2 separate regions of the Homo sapiens genome follow, and region 2 is linked to region 1. A link is an interaction called in ENCODE POLR2A ChIA-PET data of the cell type or tissue named here. Cell type or tissue: PC-9. All regions are shown on one strand.

Region 1 (2,500 bases):
ATTTCCATTAACATCTGAAAATCCATTAATGTAATAATGTCCTAACAGAATACAGGACAAAAAACACATAATCATCTCAACAGACACAGAAAGAGCATTTGATAAAATTCAATACCCCTTTTCATGATCAAAACACTCTTACTAACTGGGAACAGGAGGGAACTTGCTCAACCTGATCTATGGAAACCTCACAACTATTTAATGACCAAAGACTTATTCTCCCAAAGATCGAGAACAAGACAAGATGTTCACTTCTGCTACACCTATTCAACATTGCCTAGAGGCGCCAGCCAGAGCAATTAGGCAAGAAAGGAAATAAAAGGCATACAGGTCAAAATGAAAAAAGTAAAATTATCTCTATTTGCAGATAACATTATCTTGTTTACAGAAAAACCTAAGAAATACACTAAAAAACTGTAAGAACTAATAAATGACTTCAGCAAGTTTGCAGGATACAAGGTCAATATAGATCCCATTTCAGCAGGTATATGAAAAAAAAGATCAATATAGAAAAATGAATTGTTATCTCAATTGATTGCTCAGAGTCCATTATAAATCTAACTTCTTTTCTACTCTTCCGCCCTTCTCACTAGTATACCTGACTAGTCTTAAAAAAAAAAAAAAATCAATCATACCTTTATATAGTAGCAATGAACAATCTGAAAATGAAATCTAGAAAACAATTCCACTTAGAGTAGTATCAAAAAGAATAAAATACCTAGAAATAAGTTTAACAAATGCAAATTTAGAGTGCAAAACTTACACTCTGAAAAACTATAAAAAAACTGTTGAAAGAGACTGAAGAACACCTAACTAATACAGGGGCATCTACATGTTCATGGATGAAAAGACTATATTCTTCGGATGGCAACACTTGCCAAACTGATCAGCAGATACATCCAATCAATCCTTATCAAAATGTCAACTGGCTTCAATGCAGAAATTTACAAGCTAATCCTAAAATTCACTTAGAATTGCAAGGGACTCAGACAAAACAATCTTGATTCTGGCTAACACGGTGAAACCCCGTCTCTACTAAAAATACAAAAAATTAGCCGGGCATGGTGGTGGGCGTCTGTAGTCCCAGCTACTTGGGAGGCTGAGGCAGGAGAATGGCATGAACCCGGGAGGCAGAGCTGGCAGTGAGCCAAGATCACGCCACTGCACTCTAGCCTGGGTGACAGAGCAAGACTCTGTCTTTAAAAAAAAAAAAAAAAAAAAAAAAAAATCTTGAGAAAAAAGAACAAAGATGACTCACGTTTCCTGATTTTACAACTTATTACAAAGCTAAAGTAATCAAGACTGTGGTACTGACATTAAGGGTATACAGAGATTAATGGAATGGAATTAAGAACCTGGAAATAGGCCAGGCATGGGGGCTCATGGCTGTAATTCCAGCACTTTGGGAGGCCAAGGTGGGTGGATCATTTGAGGTCAAGAGTTCGAGACCAGCCTGGCCAACATGGTGAAATCCTGTCCCTACTAAAAATACAAAAATTAGCCATGCCTGGTGGCTCATACCTGTAATCCCAGCTACTCGGGAGGCTGAGGGACGAGAATTGCTTGAACCTGGAAGGTGGAGGTTGCAGTAAGCCAAGATCACGCCACTGCACCCCAGTCTGGGCAACAGAGTGAGACTCAGTCTCAAAAATTGGCACATGACAAGGATGCTCTCTCTCACCACTCCTATTCAGCATAGTATTGGAAGTTCTGGCCAGGGCAATCAGGCAAGAGAAAGAAATAAAGAGTATTCAAATAGAAAAAGAGGAAGTCAAATTGTCTGTTTGTAGATGACATGATTGTATAGTTAGAAAACCCCATCATCTCAGTCCAAAATCTCCTTAAGCTGATAAGCAACTTCAGTGAAGTCTCAGGATACAAAATCAATGTGCAAAAATCACAAGCATTCCTACACGCCAATAACAGACAAACAGAGAGCCAAATTGTGAGTGAATTCCTATTCACAATTGCTATAAAAAGAATAGAATACCTAGGAATACAACTTACAAGGGATGTGAAGGACCTCTTCAAGGAGAACTACAAACCACTGCTCAAGGAAATAAGAGAGGACACAAAAACAAATGGAAAAGCATTCCATGCTCATGCATAGGAAGAATCAATATCGTGAAAATGGACATACTGCCCAAAGTAATTTATAAATTCAATGCTATCTTCATCAAGCAACCATTGACTTTCTTCACAGAATTAGAAAAAAACTACTTTAAATTTCATATGGAACCAAAAAAGGGCCCGTATAGCCAAGACAATCCTAAGCAAAAAGAACAAAGCTGGAGGCATCATGCTACCTGACTTCAAACTATACTATAAGGCTACAGTAACCAAAACAGCATGGTACTGGTACCAAAACAGATATATAGACCAATGGAACAGAACAGAAGCCTCAGACATAATGCCACACATTTACAACCATCTGATTTTTGACAAACCTGACAACAACAAGCAATGGGGAAAGGATTCCCTATTTAATCAATGATGTTGG
Region 2 (2,500 bases), 100 kb after region 1:
GGAGAAGAAATTAAGAGACAGTGGATAAGCCTTAAGAAGGTAGAGGACAGGAAGGAAAGGAGAACTTGATGGAATGAAAAAAATAATTTTAATGGGAATGTAGGACCGTGAAAACTGGGGTTTTGAGCAGAGTAGAGTTTCAGAGTTCAAGATTTCAGGGATGGGAAAATTCTGTAGAGTAAGTTTCAAGTGTGGCCTCGGTATGTGGCCTTGTAGAAGTGGCATGGAGGGGGACAATCATTACAGTGGGGACAGTCCAGGAACTGGGAGGCTAGACTGTGGATCCTGAAGTCCTGTCTAGAGAGTGTTAGAGACTAAGGTGCTGAGGCTATTTGGCATTCTGTCCAGATCCAAGTTACTTCATTCTTTTCTCTTTTTTTAAATTTTTGATTTTTGTAGAGATGGAGTCCTTGCTATGTTGCCCAGGCTAGTCTCGAACTCCTGGCCTCAAGCCATCCTCCTGCCTTGGCCTCCCAAAATACTGAAATTATAGGTGTGAGCCACCATACCTGGCCTTCATGTAACTTTAAAAACTAGTTTGTCTTCAATTAAATCATTGATGAAAAAAATTTAGTTGAAGATAAGCCTTTGGCATGTCATCACTATGTTTGCATGCTGACGTGAATCTGTTCAATGGCATCTAACAGCGATCAGAGCTTCACAAGTGAATAGGGCTAGTCTTATCCACAGGTGAAGGGTTATACTATCCTTCTTTAGGCTGCTGCCTCTCCCTTTATGTCTAATTTAGGGAGACAAGCACTAAACTGTCTGTCTCTCTTTGACCTGAAGATATCTGTACTTCTCATCCAAGGGGCAGGCAAGACCCTGTTCTTCCTATAAATGCCCACTGCCAGCTCTGAAGAAACTGACTTAAGGACAAAGTAGACACTTGTGAAGGCCAGCCATGCCATCCACTTCTCCCACAAAGCAGTTTTGTCTTCAAAGAGGCCTGTGGGGCAAGCCTGGGCCCTGAGTGGCTCTGCTGCTTGATTTGAACAATATATTAGGGCTTCTCTTTCTGTAGCAGATGAAATACCATATGCCTTTTACAGGAGGCTGTTACTCTCTGAAAGGTGGACTAGTAGTTTCATTTCTTCATTTTTTTTGGCCTCATTATTTTTTAAAATTATAACTTGTGTAAGAAGCAGATATGTAAAATAGGGAAAAGCAGTGCTTCTCTGATTAGGCCAGGGTCAGGAGTCCAAAACCCAGCTCACTCTTCCTGTGTTTCTCCACCCTCAAGCCCCCACCCCTACTCTCCAGCCATCTAAAGTAATTTAAGGGCTTCACACAGCAGCTGAAAACAAGAACCAAAACAAATATAAACACCAAAAGAAAAAAAAAACTGCATTTTGTTTCCTTCTAACACTATCATTTTACAAGTCTATTATTCAGTGACAAAAAGATACAACAGGCTCAGCAAAATGGAAATATCTGGAATATTGAGAAATAGATCTTGCTTATTCTGGGGACAGTGTCCATAGGCACTCAGAATGGTCCAGCATTTGGCATACCATTGTAGGCTTTTCTGCAATACAGCCTCTAACAAAATTAGGCTGTCCCAAATCCCTGTTCACAGAACTGTTTACCTTCATACCAAGAAGGTTGGGAAAACACCAAAATCTGCATGTGGCGTGTGCCCAGGCCGACTTCAATGAGTTCCTGCTGTGACACCTAAAGTTCTTAAGAGGTTCTCCAAAATAAACAAAGGAAAAAAAACATGTTGGCTGGGTGCAGTGGCTCATGCCTGTAATTCTAGCACTTTGGGAGGCTGAGGTAGGCAGATCACTTGAGGCCAGCAATTACAGACTAGCTTGGCCAGCATGGCAAAACTCCGTCTCTACTAAAAATACAAAAAAACTGACCAGGTGCAGTGGCTCACACCTGTAATCCCAGCACTTTGGGAGGCCAAGGTGGGCAGATAGCTTGAGGTCAGGAGTTCGAGACCAGCCTGGCCAACATGGCAAAGCCCCATTTCTAATAAAAATACAAAAATTAGCCTGTAATCCCAGCACTTTGGGAGGCCAAGGCGGGCGGATCATGAGGTCAGGAGATCGAGACCATCCTGGCTAACACGGTGAAACCCCGTCTCTACTAAAAATACAAAAAATTAGCCGGGCACAGTGGTAGGCGCCTGTGGTCCCAGCTACTAGGGAGGCTGAGGCAGGAGAATGGCGGGAACCCAGGAGGCGGAGCTTGCAGTGAGCCGAGATCGCACCACTGCAGTCCGGCCTAGGCGAAAGAGCAAGACTCCATCTCAAAAAAAAAAAAAAATACAAAAATTAGCCGGGCGTGGTGGCAGGCGCCTATAATCCCAGCTACTTGGGAGGCTAAGGCAGGAGAATCACTTGAACCCAGGAGGCGGAGTTTGCAGTGACCCAAGATCGTGCCACTGCACTTCAGCCTGAGCGACAGAACGAGACTCCATCTCAAAAAAAAAAAAAAAAAAAATTAACCGGGCTGGTGGTGTATGCCTGTAATTCCAGCTACTTGGGAGGCT

What was found. ChIA-PET counts read pairs that join two places held together with the same protein. Peaks named below come from ENCODE experiments on the same cell type or tissue, not always from the same donor. Only the 100,000 strongest peaks of a DNase experiment are listed, where the experiment ranks them.
Region 2: POLR2A ChIA-PET joins it to region 1 with 16 read pairs; 9 of 35 experiments call an interaction of 5 or more read pairs at or near these places.

Annotation. Positions count from the first base shown.
Region 1 is chr11:112,047,698-112,050,197 of GRCh38, reverse strand. The region is part of intron 10 of DLAT (dihydrolipoamide S-acetyltransferase); the gene reads right to left. Among named protein-coding and RNA genes, the nearest start is that of DLAT, 24 kb to the right of the region's middle. In PC-9, no CTCF peak of the experiment used is centred here; DNase peaks (open chromatin) are centred at 207 and 1,277; H3K27ac peaks cover 998 bases.
Region 2 is chr11:111,945,886-111,948,385 of GRCh38, reverse strand. The region is part of intron 1 of DIXDC1 (DIX domain containing 1); the gene reads right to left. Among named protein-coding and RNA genes, the nearest start is that of DIXDC1, 9.8 kb to the right of the region's middle. In PC-9, no CTCF peak of the experiment used is centred here; no DNase peak of the experiment used is centred here.